Linked DNA regions of Homo sapiens: region 2 is linked to region 1. The links are chromatin loops, found by intact Hi-C in ENCODE. Cell type or tissue: sigmoid colon. All regions are shown on one strand. Links, peaks and the distances in the headings refer to the core of each region. The heading gives the core; the rest is flanking DNA.

What was found. Peaks named below come from ENCODE experiments on the same cell type or tissue, not always from the same donor. Only the 100,000 strongest peaks of a DNase experiment are listed, where the experiment ranks them.
Region 2: a loop joins it to region 1, with 2.6 times the contacts of the local background. A loop is called at or near these places in 1 of 110 quality-filtered maps.

Annotation. Positions count from the first base shown.
Region 1 is chr2:66,576,599-66,584,656 of GRCh38, forward strand. All of the region lies in intron 1 of LINC01798 (long intergenic non-protein coding RNA 1798), which reads left to right. Among named protein-coding and RNA genes, the nearest start is that of LINC01798, 6.6 kb to the left of the region's middle. RefSeq lists an enhancer at 1,636-3,245. In sigmoid colon, for the core only: no CTCF peak of the experiment used is centred there; DNase peaks (open chromatin) are centred at 4,573 and 5,173; H3K4me3 peaks cover 2,500 bases; H3K27ac peaks cover 1,180 bases; H3K27me3 peaks cover 277 bases.
Region 2 is chr2:66,981,186-66,989,243 of GRCh38, forward strand. All of the region lies in intron 1 of LOC105374785 (a long non-coding RNA gene), which reads right to left. Among named protein-coding and RNA genes, the nearest start is that of LINC01628, 63 kb to the left of the region's middle. In sigmoid colon, for the core only: no CTCF peak of the experiment used is centred there; no DNase peak of the experiment used is centred there.

The DNA.
Region 1 (8,058 bases), core at 3,300-5,799:
CTGGGAGCGCGACCCAGAGAGCCTGGGGGCTGGAGGGCACATGGAACGCGTGCACGGCCCACTAGGAGGGCGTTGGGAGGAGAGTGCCCGAGTCTGGAGCCGCAGCCGGGAAGCCGTAGACAGCACCCCGACGCCTTAGGCAGAAGCTCCTCAGGATCACTTTAAAAGCTCTGCAAACTTTCCCCAGCCTTTCGGATACCCTCAGGCCCTTGGCCCACCGGAAGGCAGTAAAAACGTAACTTCATGCTGCAAAGCTCCCGGGTAGGCGCTTGGACGCCGATGGAGAGAGGCGTGGAACTGGGTAGTGGGGCGCCCTGCCTGGCTGGGCACTTTTCCTTGTCTCATTCTCGTCTCCCATGCCATGCCTTACCCACTGGCTGCTAGCGGCGCGTTTCACTTAAGGTGGCCACGGTGCGGAGACTACAGGAGCCTGGGAATCCCAGGGTTTGGGGAAAAAGTAGTGAGCGAGAAAGGTGGGGTCGGGGACCTGAGGAAGACAGCTGATGGCTGGGAGAGGGAGGGCTCCCTTTTCGGCCCGCTCTACCCGCCAAGGAGTCTGAAACATTCTCTCCCTAGGCGGAGCTGAAAGGAAAAACAAACAACGTATTGAGCAATCAGTTCGCCAACATTTGAGCTTTAAAGCGCCTTTGCTCTGAAAATAGTACCCTGGGGGTCTCAGTGGGGAGATGGGGGAAGCATTTTTAGGGCCTTGATTCTGGCTTGCCGCGCCCCACGGGTCACCCCTCCGCGCGCTGCCTCCTGACATCCCGGCGCTCTCAGCCCACTGAGGGGAAACCCGGGCGGTGCAGCCCTGGAGAAAAGGGATTTAGTTTTAAGCCAGTCTCCCATCGATCGGGTCGGTAATTTCTACCCCTGCCCACTCGCAGACACACTCACCTCTACCCTAAAGCATTAAGGTCATTACGCGAGCAATGATCTTAATTTCCAGGCGGAAAACGAGTCCCGGGACCTCGCCGATTGGGGAAGCAGTGAATAAAGTCACCTGCTTCAGGCACCCGCTTGGCCCGCTCCTCCCGGTGGGGGCCGTGTGTGGCAGGGAGCGCCGAGCGGGGGTCCCTAGCTCCACGCCGAGGCGGACCGGGCAGGGGTCAGAAACCCTGTGTCTGTTTTCTGCGGGGTGACGACCTCCTGTAAGGGTGGGATTGCTTTTGCTTGCTTTCCTTCTCCCCTCCCTCTGCCTTTCTTCCTAGGCCTCCCTCACATCTCAGTACTCTTTCTTCCTCCTCCCCTCCCCCAAAGTGGCAAGTTCCCCTTCTCCACCTAGTGTCCAGAGGTTCTGCCCCTCTCCTAGTCCCCCGCTGCCTCAGGGCCGTCGCAGAAGTCTGGTAGCCCGACGCCTTTTTGCGCCCATCTACCTCGCCCACCTTTCTGGGCATGGGTGGGGTGGGGAATGTTCAGTGAGGCCCTTTTGAAGCCGCTTGCTGAGGGCACCCTGAGGCTTTAAAGAACCAGATTTCTCGATTTAGGGACGATCTCTGCGCCCATTGATAACTCCATCCCAAAGAAACCCAGCACAGCAGCAAACACCCCCAGCAGTCGCCTGCTCCTCAGCCCCCGCCTTGGCACAGAGCAGCGTCTGGCACTGCGGGGAGATGGAGGCGAGCCACGCGCACCCGTTCCCTTACTGGCCGACCCGCGAGGCGCCAGCTTGTTCTGGAGACTCAGTTTCCACTGGACAAAAGCAGGGGAAACACAACGCAAGGGCTGTGCAAATCCACGTTCCCGACGCCCCTCCACCCCATCCCAATCTGATTTTTGAGACGTGCATTTTCAGGTAGTCCTAAACTGTGAACAGCGAGCTTTGTGTGTTATCTAGTGGGGGTGGGGATGAAAGGGGAGGAGACTCCCACTGCCCGTTCCAGTCTTTAATGTTTGAAATAACGAAATGCCTTGTGTAGCAGCTGCTGCTTGAGCCAAAACTAACTCTTTGGAAGACGGAAAAGAGTGAAAGGCAAAGAAAGACTGTTCATTTTTTTTCTTTTGGTGCCGTTTGGGATGTCATCTGTTTCCTTGGCGACTGTGTTCAGCCCCCGGAGCCCCTGGGCTCCTGGATTGTTAGGGGGGAAAAGCATGCTATTTCTGCACCGTCATTTATCACTGTCACCGCATAATGATTCCCCTTGCAGCCCCTTATTGATGTTTGTAATTGCATTATCTCATAAAGGAGGATGATCAATGAAACCGAGCCGTGCATTCTGGGGTCAGAGGAAGCCAAAGTACTGTTTGTCCCCTTTAATACAACAAGTACTCATTATCTTTAGGTCTGCATTCAAAAAATGATCTGATCTAGGGCTGACCCTGTCGGACATCCCAACACTTTCTAAAACGCGGTTTGTGTAACCTTTTGCTTAAATGCTAAATCAAGTACCTGTCTTGCATTTCAACGAAACAAGATGCTAAAACTGAATGAAAAAAAAGCATTTCTTTTTTTTTTTTCCCCCTGGGAGGGGTGCGATCGTCTGAAGGTGCATGAGATTTTACACTGTAACTGCTTGGTAATATAATACAGAAAAGGCAATCCCAATCCACATGAGTCCTAATAAATAGAAAAAAAATTGGGGATGAGGGGAAAAAGGCAGGTAGCTGGGAGCTTTTAACAAGGTCGGTACTAAAAGATCAGAATAAAACCACATCCAGTTTAATTAATAATAGCTATAAACTGAAATAATTCCCCATGATTCTGCCCTTGCTTCTCCTTTTTACAGAGTCATATCTCTTCAGTTTAGAGAAATGACTTTTGTGGCTGTTCGATTCTCACAACAACAATAACTAAATCAGTTGCACACTGTTATCTAAAACCATCTACAAACTCCAGCAAATAAAAAGAAGTTCATTTGTCTATTAAGGCAAGCATTTAGTTGAGCAGAAATATCCCAGTAACACTGAATAGAGTTCGTGTAATCCTATGGAAATCAAGTCATCTTGTTGCACTGAAGTAAATGAAAAAATACAAAGGAGAAAAGGTCCAAGTGTAATTGTAATTTTAAACTAAATGCATTATTGGACTGTCACAGTGAAAACGTGATTGTTCGGCTGCGGGGGGGGGGGCGGGGGGCGGCGAGTGGACATAAACTTAGCTCACATTTAACTTAAAGGTTTCAGAAAGGAAATATGTATTCCATATTTGGTGATCATTTGTGGAAAGAGGAGAAATTGAAACAATTCTAACCCATCATTTTAGTATACTAGGGGGAATCATTCCTTCAAAAGCAGAATTAAGCAAAAAGCTTATTTTAAACATTGCAAGTCTGTATTAGCAGAAAAAAAAAGTTTCAAATTTTCTGAAAATGTATGTCCTCTCTATGTTAATAAGATGTTGACAGAGAGAAAGAGAGAGAGAGAGAGAAACTAAGTTCAGGTGTTTTATTTTTTAAGTTCTAGATACTTCTAAATTAACGATATAAATTAATGTTTTACATAAAAAGATCTAAATGAAAAGTTTTCATTATAGTTGAGAAAATGAGTACTTAGAGTGTGCTCTGATAATTTGACACATTGACATAAAACCTTAAATTGAATAATAAAACAAACGGCTAAAATATTCCCCCTTGGAAAAATAACTTTAATAATAAAGCTAGAAAAGTTTTAACTGTGTTGAACCATCACTTTTTTCTCTGGAAGGCAGATTATCCTAAAGAGTATTATTTTCCAGAAATTCTGTCAAGGCACTTTGAAATAATATATGTTTGTATTATTTAATATTCTGACACTTCCGTTCTTTGAAAATGCTCAGACTGGAATGGATACGTAGCCATGCATATATTTAATATAAATGGTATCTTGTCGTTAACATAAAATATTAAAGAGAAAATAAAACTTTGGGCTTTGTCAGTTAAGATAGAATTTTTTAGCATAATACTCTGATTTTCAAAACATAAAATTGAAACCCCTTGATTTTAACCAATCAACACAAGTCTTTCTCTTATTTGGTTGGGGATCTGCATCATATACTCTTTCTATTTTTAATATTTAGTGTTGTAGCCCACTGTTAAAATAATGAAAAATTAGTCTCGTTTCAAAATTATTTATTTATGGAACGAACATGATTAAAACATAAACACACAAACTGCAGCTGCAACAGAAAAAAAACTTGATTTATGGTTATTAAATCTTTGATCGCCATGTTAATGTTTCTTTTTCTACCTTTCATTTGCATTTTAATCTATCGAATCTTTACAGTTTTGCTGCCTCCTATTTCAATGATTGATTACAGATCTGAAATAAGAAAAACCAAGCCTAGCTTTTCTTTTCCTTTCTTCGCTTTCTTTTTTCTCTTTTTCTTTTCCCCCCCTCCCTTTCCCCCCGGGTAGATTTCTGAAACTTTCTCTCAATGCTAATGTAGACAGGACAAATTAATTCTGCTCTTTTAAATGTCAAAGATATAAATAAAAAATGTTTTCTGTCCCAAACGTGAATATTTTCCCAGCTGCTTGTTTTCGAGTCGTAAAAGATCATCCCAGCAAAATGCAATTAACAGCGAAACACACACACATACACTCACACACTCGGCGGTGCGGAATTTTTTTAAAGGACGTGTTGTTCTGAGTTGAAGAAAGGTGAGAAGTTCACCGTCCCTTCACCATCAGTAGCCTCGCTGCGGCTCTCCTCTCTCTCTCTCTCTCTCTCTCTCTCACACACACACACACACACACACACTTGGAGGTTTGGTCCCTAGTTCTATCTGTGATCTAAGTCACACAAACAAAAACAAGCTTGGTGGCAGCTTGTTGTTGTTGAGTGTTGTTGAGTTGATTTCTTGAGATAAGCAGTGTAAAGACAAAAGGGGGAGCGATGCAGGTCTGTTTGTTTTCTTTCCCCGCCGCCCCACTGTCCCTTTTCTCGTCTCCCCGCGCACCTCCCCAGACGCCCTGCCGGGGTGGCTCCGCGGATGAGGCGGTCATTTGCTGTCCGCTTTGCGGGGACGGGTCACTTTCCGCGCTGGCGTGAAAGCAAATGTGGAGCTGCTTTTGGAAGGCGCCGGCCGGACGTCGGCTAGGCTCCTTCTCCCCGCGGGCTGGGGGCCCTGGGGCTCTGCAAGGCTCTGGCTCCGAACAGATTGCGCCTCCCGCCTGGCTGCCAGTAGGAACTGGGGTGGGAGCCGCGTAACTAACAGTTGCGCGCAGGAGGCGAGCCCCAGGTGTGAGCGCAGAGGCTCTCTCCCCAGCCCGCGGGTCTGGGAACCTTTCAGGACGCCTCCCTCCCCAACTCCTACCCATGCGTCTGCTCCCTAGGCCGAGCCCCCCTCGTGAGGTTTTAATGACCGCGGACGCAGGGGAGCCCGCACTTGAGCGAGGACCGACTTCTCTGGCGGGTCCACGCTGCTCGCGCTTGCGTCCGCGGGTAGCGCGCTGTGCCCGGGTCAGGGGGCGAGCTGCGAGAAGTAGGAGGGGTCAAGACCCCCAGAAATCCCTCCATGGGCACACACACAATCAAGAATAGGGTTGAGGGTCTTGAGAGGTAGAACTACCCTAGGCAGGGCTTCTCCAACTCGGCCTTTGGACCCCGCGCGCGCCCAAGGGCGTGCCCACCGCGGAAGCACAGATCATCTTCCCGGGACTGGGTCTCCTGGACCCTGCGTTGCTCCCTTTTTCCTAGCGGCCCCGTAGCTGGCTGCCGCATGTAGGGCGATCTTCATTAACTTGGACGCCCAACGTGATTGAAATAGAGAGGAGGAAAAAACACATTTGATCTGGGCCGACCCTTTGTCTTGAAGCAGATTAGGCAGCCTAGAAATAGGAGGAAAAACAGAAAGTCTAGGCAGGAAAACTTATTGTGTTCACAACATATAAAAATGATCCGAGCGGTCTGGTACCTCAAGGGGTGAAGATAGATCCTTGTAGACGAGTGTGAAGACATGACTGGGAAGATTTAAAGTGAAAGAAACGGCAGATTATTAAGAAAGTAATAGTAAGGTGTCCCATACACTACAGTTTTATTGTTGGGTAGTAACTACCCGATTTATTTATTGCCGGGGCTATATAATAGAGATAATGACCACAAACTCAAGATAAATTCTTATGCGCCCAGCCGGTCAATTCTTTTTTATTTAAGAGAGTGAGCCTGAAGGGTGAGCCTCATCCCCTCCCCTCCTCGAAGATCCGTCTTGCTTTCTACCATATTATAAGCATGACATGCAAATAAATAAGTGCTGCTGGGTCTGTGTGGGTAGGCCGGCAGGATTTATTTCAGGTGACGGAGGAACATACACGGAATATGAATTTCCGCAGGAGTGGCGCCGTGATTCCTTCCCTCTCCCTCTCGGCCGCCCTCTCCTCAGGGTCTCCCTCCTTTTCTGTGGGAGCAGAGAGCATCCCCTGTTAAAAACATTAACGTGTCATGTCTCAGCTCCCTATTCCTTGACATATAGGTCTGGGGAGGGATGGGGGCACTGCAAAATGCAAAACGCATGCCCAAAGTAGGTTGACTTGCTGGGACTGCTCAAAGCGATTCTGGTGGACAAAGAGAAGGGTGAGTTGTAATTATGACTTCCAGTAGGGGAGCAGTATAGGAAGTATGTTAATATCATTTTGAAATATGCACAATGGTCCAAAAGTTTACTGTCCCGGATCTGGCATGGGTCCTCCCCAGCCGGATGGACCCCAAGGGGAGCCCTCCTGGCACCTTGGGACATGCCCGCCTCTCTTGGCCCTCGGTTTCTCTCTCTGGGAGCCAGGTAAACACCCCCCTGGCCAGGTGATGGAGTTAAAGATGACCTTGCTCGTTGACCGCCAAGGTCGGAAGAGAGCTGGCGGCCTCAGGTGTAGGTTCCACCTGACGCCCTGGCTGCAATCATAGTCACCGGCTGGCCTTTAAGGGGGCGGCCTCCCAGAACTGCTCTCCCCACCTGCACTCTGCGACCACTCAGGCAGATCCGGAACCTGCCAAGACGAAGTCAGTCAGCATCCTCTTCCGATCTTCTTATTTTCTTCCTCATTTTTTGGATAATATTCAGACATACAGTGTTTCAGTCTCACAATAACCACTTACATGCAGAACTTCCTTTGATCTGTTTGGCCAGAGTCGGGGGGAAACACCTGACAGTGAAGAACTGCGATGAAAAAGAGGGGTTCAGGGGAGATGGGAGAGCCAGACGCGTGGGGCGAGGGAGAAGGAGGTGCGTGTGGGGAGATGGAGACCTAGAGACAGCAAGAAGTAGCAGATGGGGGAGGAAGGTAAGGCGAGAAAGTGAAGAGCAGCTGCGAGCGGGAAGAGAAGGGGCTGCTCCTGTAATTTGGTGGTTTGTGTGAAGGATGGTATTATGAGGCTGAAAGAGAGGACAATCCTCGTCAATCTTTTACAATATTGGTGTCATTCAAGCACAACTTTATCTTTGAACCAGATTATCTGTTCCAATGATTTCCATAAGAACATAAATTATAACCTTCAGAGCCTTCAATATTTCTTTCGGTACTTTATTAAGTGTTGTTGCAGAGGCTATTTATGAAGTGAGTGATTCAACTTTTAATCTTTTGAACATTAAAGTGTATTCCTCCGAGTTTCCTTTTCAAAATAATCTAAAATAACAAAAAGAAACTAAGCTCATTACATGAAAAAGTGACAAGCGTTTTTGCTCGCAGCCTGGCAAGTTGCCTTATTCACTTCAAAGGATGATGAACTAATTGTTTCCAGAGTTTATAAGTAATTAAGCTATTATTTGGGGAATTTATGTAACAGTTTTATTCACATTAGAACTTTCTATTTAAAATAGCCTGAGACAAATCTTCAAAAATGCCAAGATTTTAATAATTGAAAAGCCTTCTCATTATTGTTAATAGTGAAAACTATTTTTATTTTAAAAAGCACTGGAAAATGTAAACAAATATAGTTTTCTCCAGAGTATATGATAAGTGGAGATCATTATGGATAATTAACGCTGAAAGGAAAATGAACATGTAATGGCTTCCAAAAATTAAAACATTTGTAACTATCAAGTTAAGTTCTAAAAAGTTAATTTTTAAATCAGCTGGATTTATCTAAATATGCCTGGCAAGGAAAAAGATATATATATATATATATATATATATATATATATATATA
Region 2 (8,058 bases), core at 2,443-4,942, 400 kb after region 1:
TATTCATTTATTTAGTACACACAAGGTACTGTACTTCCAGATGCCAAGTACTGTCCTTGATGCTGGGAAGATAAGAACAATAAGCTCATAGAACGAGAATGTTAGAAGCATTTCCCAAGTAAATAAAACCAAACAGAATTAGGCCAAGGTGACTCTCCTTTAAGTTTTCTGGTACTGATCTGACACTTTGTTCTTTCAAAGGTTGGTTATCACTACAAGTACATATTTTTAATTGAGTTACCATACTAACTATAAATCACTTCAATTAACATTAACTTCTATTGTGGCAGATATAATTAAGAATACATATGTGACTGTTTCTGCTTTTTGTAATGAGCTTTCATAGTAATCACTATTGGAACTACAGTATTAAGTATAATTACTGAGTAATCTACTAGAACCCAGAATCACTTTATAATTATATGATATTTTCCTAAGCATATAGCATGTAGTTACTTTGAGAGTGAAGCATAAGAGTGACATTTTAGCAATCCATTACGTAATTGATGAAATTTTACTAATAAATGTGAGTTAAAATTCATAAATGCTAGACATTTGATTTCCAAAATAAAGCCAGTGATTCATTCAGCTACTTTTTGAAAGGGAAGACACCTTATTTTAAAACCCTAATTCCAAGGGGGAAAATTATCTGAACACACAAATCATGTGGTTTTAGAGTCCAAAAGTAAAGCAGATGGCATTAATTGTCTATATTGAAAGTAAGTGTGTGTTTAATATGCTAGAATAGGATTTTTAAAAACAGTTATATCTTTGTCTGCAGCTCGTTTTTTTTTGGCATATATCTCTAAAAGTTTCTAATAGAAGCTTTGGGATATATTTTTCAAAAAATTATTTTCAGCTTAAAAAATGTATTTTCTGGCAGATGCAGAACTCACATTAAATTCTAAAAAGTTGAGGGGAGGGTGATTGTGTTTTCTCAAGATCTGTGACTTGTTACTTAACAAAGAACCCATTGTAAAATTTCCAAAAACATCGTAGCAATCTAAGACAGAAAGAAAGTATGGCACATAGCAATGATCCCAATTTTTAGGAGCATCGAGAATTAGAAGACAAATTATATAATAAAGTGTATTGATTACCTAGGGCTGCTATAACAAATTACCATAAATTTGGTGGCTTGAAACAACAATTTATTCTTTCACAGTTCTGAAGTCCAGAAGTAAAAAAAAAAAAAAAAAAAATCGAAGTGTTGGACAGGTGGGTACCTTTATGGAGGCTCTGAGGGAGAATCTGTGCCATGCCCGTCTACCAGCTTCTAGTGGCTATCAGCAGTCCTTAGTGCTCTTTGACTTGTAGACATAACAATAGTCTCTGGCTCCATCTCTACCTGGCCTCTTCCCTGTGTCTTCTTTTCTGTCTCCTATCTGGACACCTATTCTTGGGTTTAGGGCCCATGCTAATCTAGAGTTTTATTATATCCAGAAAGACCCTCATTTCAAATAAGGTTACATTCTGAGGTTCCAGGTGGACATATCTTGTGGGGGACACATCCAGCTACTACATAAGGTATGAATGTACATGTAACTTTTCAGAAGGAGTCAGAGCTGTGAGGTGTCCAAATGAAGCCAAAACCTTAGAAAGAGAGCTCTTAGACCTGGAAATGATCTCTGAGAAAAGTAGGACTCCTCCTTCCATTCAACTTGTAGGAAATTATCACCACTTAAGAGAAAAAACAAGGAATGTCAAAAAAACTAAATGGTTTAGCAAGTAATATCATCCAGGAAGTGACCAAAGAGAGCCAGTATGTGTCACTGGCTTCCCACAGAAGTGCTGTTTTCACTCCACTTCATTCAGAGAAAGCAGCACTTAAAGGTGGCCTTAAGGGGTAGGTAAAGAGGAAAGAAAAGAAGAAACCTGAAGTTATTGTAGGAGAAGAAAAATGGGCTGTATTTGGTGGAATTCCTTGTGTCTGACCACTTTAACATCTCAGTGAGGTTATAACTACTACTTTATTGTATCCACCGAACTATCACCTTTGCCTTTACTCATTTTATCACTGCCCATTTAGCCATGAGAAAAGTGTTAAATAAATATTTTTGAGTAGCAGTGAACTAAATTGATTCAATTATAGGTGGGTGCCTTGGGACTCTGCCTAGGTGAGGTTACTATATGCATAATTTATTTATCAGGGGATTTGTTTTGAAAGCAAGTCTATCTCAGTTTCAGAGTTCAGCAACGTCGATTAATTAATTGAACATTTTGAAATATCCTTGCACCCTTTCAAGAACAGATAGAGGGCTCTTGCTGCCACTAGAGGCATAGTGGCTCATGCCTGTAACCCCAGCACTTTAGGAGGCCGAGGCCGGCAGGTCACTTGAGATTCAGAGTTTGAGACCAGCCTGACCAACATGATGAAACCCCATCTCTACTAAAAATACAAAAATTAGCTGGGTGTGTGTGGTGGGCACCTGTAATCCCAGCTACTCGGAATGCTGAGGCTGGAGAATCGCTTGAATCTGGGAGGCGGAGGTTGCAGTCAGCCAAGATCCTATCACTGCACTCCAGCCTAGGCAACAGAACTAGGCTCTGTTTCAAAAAAAAAAAAAAAAAAGTGGATAAAGGACATGCACATGGAATCTAAGATAGTAAGCAGGGAAAGCATTGGAGGCTTGTGGGTCATATTGTCTCTATTGCAACTACTGAACAATGCTGCTGTAACAGGACAGAAGCCATAGACTATATGTAAGCCAATGGATGTGATTGTGTTTCCGTGTAACTTTGTTTATAAAGATAAGTGGTCGACCAGATCAGGTCCATGGACTGTAGTTTGCCAAACTATGTGGTGGGATACTTTTTAAAATTTTCAGTAAATAGTACCTCCGGTCCCTTAGTAGTGCTTCAACCACTGACATGATCTTTTTCTCCTTTACTGGCCATAGCTAGGCAATCTCTACATATTATTGAGCACATTAGCTCTACTCCTACAAACATCTTCTTGGTTCAGAGAAGTCCCCATTATTCAGACTTTTCCTCAGGAATCTTTCTTGCTCTCTTGGTGTTAGTTTTTTCCTCCTTTGACGTCTTTTACAAACCATAGGTAGAGTTACCCTTCTAAAATATTTCTCAAAAACTACGTTCAGTAAGTGAGGATTCCATGGAGTACTATATGTTCAAGCAGTGAAGTGCTAGAAAAATATGAGTAACATAGTCCATGGTGGCAAGTTGCATATCTATCCACTTGGTGACTGATGCGTATTCTTTGGACTTTAGCTACCAATGTTTTCTTTCAACTTAATATATCCATCATATTTCCTACTCATTGTATTATGTGAATTTATGTTTTGAGGAGATTTGTCAAAAAAAAAAAAACAAAACAAGAGAATAACATTCAGACCAGTTAACCTGTTATTCTTGACTCTCAAAAGCCTGGCTGTAGTTGAAGATAAGTCAATTGAACAGACATGCATTGAGCATGTAGCAAAGTGTTGAAGAGGGTGTGTTGTTGAAGCAGATCATTTACTTTCAAATCTCAGCTCCGTAATTCTAGCTGTGTGCCTTAGATGCATGGCTTACCTAACTTTTTCTCACCTGAAAATGGGAATAGTAACAGTTTCAATCTCATAGGACGGTTACGAAGATTAAATAATTTTTTGAGAGGTGGTGCAAGTACTGACACATAGTAAGTGTTAATGTTTTCTTTATTATCATTGTTATCATCATCATCATCATCATACCAATCACATGCCAGTCCCATAGCTAGTGCTAAATATTTATTGAATTCCTTGTACAATTGAATTCCTTGTACAAACTAGGCATTGTTCTAGGTGTTGGGGATGTAACAGTGAAAAGATAGACTAAGCCTCTGCCATCATTATGTCATATTAGTCATTGGTTTATTCAACAAATATTCACTGAGGGCCTTTGATGTACCAGGCACTTCTAGGTACTATGACAGCTGTTTATTAAGACTGAAAAATCCCTGCTCTCATAAACTTATGTTTAGTCATTTAGGTGTGGTCTTTTCATCTAAACTATGTGTTTCTTGGGGCCAGTAACTATATCTTAATTATCCTGTATCCCAAGAGCCTACAAAAGGATTATCACATAGAGACTTATTTCATAAATATTAAATTAGTAAATGCATGAATGAATGAAAAAAAATGAAATGAACACCTATGTTCACTAGGCACAAATAAGTTAGCATTAACTAATTTTGAATGAAGTTGAAATCAACCATCCTTGTCAGAATCACGTCACACACCATTCCATGAGATTCCTATTGAGGAACGTAACACCCACCCTACTTCTGAATTTGGAAGCTCAGTTTTCACAGGCAGCAAGTATGGCAAGAGGGAATAAAATCCTCACAAGAAACAAGATTCCAAAGGAATATATTAAACAGAACATTAGGACTCTGCACAATTTGCAGCAATAGAGATTCCAGCTAAATTTCTCAATTCAGCTTTGCTTTCTATTCGAAGTAGCAATGAAATCATGAAAAGTGTAAAAGATGTGGAATGATAAAAACAACCTGGAGACCATGTCTAAAAAACCTTTAGAAGTCTTTGCAAATTAATTAATAATGATTTTGTTCTGCTTGAAATAAAAATGGAGAGATTATATCTAATAACACTTTGTGATATGTAGAAAATAAAGAAGGACAATAACCATGCCCCCGTCCTTGAAAGAGCACCTATTGTAATTAGGTGAGATAATAAAGTTTGCGCAGGATGAAGGCCATGTTCAGGTATTGGGAAGAGCAGGAGAAAGGGGAGAAATTTGGGATTTTTCTCAGGCCTGACTTGAGGAAAACTTGAACACTTCAGATGCTTTATGAAAGCCTAGAGTATATTGCTCAATTTGGAAGATGTTTCTTTAAACAGCTTCAGAAATATAATCTGACCCATTTTCCTCAGCCATGCTTATGGGAAAGCTTATCAACAAAACGGTTTTATAGGGAAATGTTTCAGAGACCTTCTGGCTGCCCCCACATGCAAATCATCAGGCAGCATGCACTTGGAGAACAAGAATATAATCAATTGCACAATGAAACATTTCCATTTCTCCTCTTGAACAGAAAAGAAGGAGCTAAAAATGTCCCAAATCCTAGAAACCTCACCAGTAAAGTAAGAATCATGTAAAGTTTTCACTAAGGCTTAGGAAAGATGTTTAATCACATTAACCTCTATTGATACAGTGCTTGGTATAAAATTACATTCTATAGTATTGTCCTAAATTTCTAGAGAGGAAAAAAAAAACCCAATCCTGGTTGCTATTTTTCCTTAGGTAAATAAGTTAAGGTCATGTGGATAAGTAGAAAATGAGAAGCTTCGACCATAGCCTGGTGACTATACCTTGTGTGTGTGTGTGTGTGTGTGTGTGTGTGTGTGTGTGGTTTGGAAGATGCTTTAAGATTCAAATACTGATTATGGGAACTACAGGAAATTCTTTACATGTAGTCAGATTGGAAATGTGACAGACACTGTTTGGGTAAGACAATACAGCTAATATGTCCCTATGGTAAGATGGTCACAGCATGCAAAGTTTGAATTTTTGGGCTTCATCTTAACCCAAGGACCAAGCATATATTGTGCTTGCTGGTCAGAGAAAAACAAACAAACAAAAAAGAAATTGCCTAAAAGGAAATCTACCTTATCCTGAGATAAAATGTACATGAAATAGGGTTATAACAAGATTTACATTCTATAATCATTAGGAATAAAGGGAATATTTGCAGATCTATCTTCCTAAAGAACAAATTGAAAAACTTTTCTGATAAAATCTTTCCACACTGTGATATTCAGTTCTGTCAGATACCACAGAAAAATGATGGCAAGTGAGCATATCTATCGACTTGGTGACTGATGTGTATTCTTTGGACTTCAGATACCGATGTTTTCTTTCAACTTAATATATCAATTATATTTCCTACCCATTGTATTATGTGAATTTATGTTTTGAGGAGATCAGCAAAAACTCCAGAAAAACAGCTTGTTTGGGGATATCATTTTTAAAATGACTTCTAGAGAGAGGATATTGCTATCTGGGAATTAATTTTGTGCTGATAGTTTTAAACACATACACAAATATACACACAGAGCAGGAAAAGTATAGGTTTGATTGTTGCTATTAATATTTAAAATCATCCACAGATTTAATTGACTCACCATCATCTTCTTTTTGAGCCACTGTGCCACTGATATTCAGATATGTCAGTTATTTCAAGGGTTTTTTTTTCATATGCATTATAGCTTATACATAAAAACAAATGGAAAATAGTTGTCTAGGAAGATTAATATAATTCAACTGTGATGTATGTGAGAAAAATCTACTGGTCTAACTTTTTCAGCATGGAGGTATAATGACTCTTTTTCCTTTCTTAATAAGAAAGAAGACATTTGTGATTTTGGGTGGATGCTGATTGCAAACTCTTCTAGTGAGAAAGCATCATGCCAGCTGGGAAGTACTCCCACTGGACTTTGCTGCTACCTGGAAAAGAAAGCTTACAATGGATACGTGAAGATCAAAGTGGTTGTGTTATCAAACAATTATGGACTAGTCAGAAAGTGACTTTGGAAAAAAGCTTGAATTTAGAAATGGGGAGTCATTAGCAAAGGCTGCCTGAATTATCCTGATGTATCACAGGCAGAACAGAGCCACTGCTGCTGACAGCACAAGAGGTTTCTTACAACAATCTTTGGACAGAGTACTATGGTCAGAAAAAGATAATAAAGAGGCTAGAACATGCACCATCTGGTCTAACAGAAGGGAAGATGGAAAACATCAACGGGGAGTTAGAATTGTTATGGAAAGCCAGACGGTGAAGCATTGATTAAGATTATTTCGTTGATTACGTGATATCTCATGATTTATGCCATGGACAAGGAAAAGCAAATCACTTTTTTGTGTGTGTGCCTGTGAAACCAGGGTATGCTATAGAGCTAAAATTGTTTGAGACCCTGGGAGCTTCAGAAAAATCTCCCTGTCATGGCATAGGAGGCCAAACTAAGAACCTAGGCTCCCTGAAAACATGAGAACTCTTTTTCTAGTGCGGTAGAAAAGGTGTGGTGATCCAACTGGTTCTAAAGTGTTGGCAGACGGCTGGGTAGCAGTGGGGTAGGATATTACAGAGGGGCTTCTTCTTTTTTTTTTTTTCCAAAGAACTCATCGTTGCTGACTTTATAAAGGAAAACCAAGCCAATCAGGCTAAGAGGCTAGATCTAATGAAACCTACCAGATCAGGTGCCATTTGGGGCATTGCTTACTCAGATTAGAAGCCAGTGTATGAGAAAATGTATCAGATGCTTGCCCTCAGAAATTTCCAAGGTTTTTTAGGATAAGCCGAGGCATAGTCTCTCAATTTCATTTCTCTCTTTTTTTTTTTTTTTTGAGACGGAGTTTCACTCTTGTTGCCCAGGCTGGAGTGCAGTGGCACAATATCAGCTCACTGCAGCCTCCACCTCCCCGGTTCAAGCAATTCTCCTGCCTCAGCCTCCCAAGTAGCTAGGATTACAGGCGCCTGCCACCACGCCTGGCTAATTTTTGTATTTTCAGTAGAGACAGGGTTTTGCCATGTTAGGCAGACTGATCTTGAACTCCTGGCCTTAGGTGATCTGCCTGCCTCGGCCTCCCGAAGTGCTGGGCTTACAGGTGTGAGCCATCGCACCTGGCCTAAAATGGATTTCTTATGTGCAGTTTTCATAGTACTCTGTCTCCTTTAATCCCTCTCTCTCTCAATAGTATTCTCTGTCCTTATCAATAGAAGTATTTTCTTCACAATTGCGAAGGTTCACGATGTTCATTTTCAATCCGCAGGATGAAACAAAATACCTTAGCGCTTAGCGATTGTCACACCCCTGTTCTTCCTGTTTACTAAGCACTTGCACGTGACTTCTTCCCAGACATCAGAACCAGCCTTTGTTATAGGCTTACCATGGGCCAGGAGCTTTGCAAAACTCTTATATACATTAGTCTTTATTTAGTTTGATCTCGAAAGAATTCTGTGAGAAGGAACTATGTTTTATGCCCATTTAAAATATACGTATAAGGAAACTGAGGCTTTCCTTAAGACTATCAGCTAATATGTGGTGGAGTCCA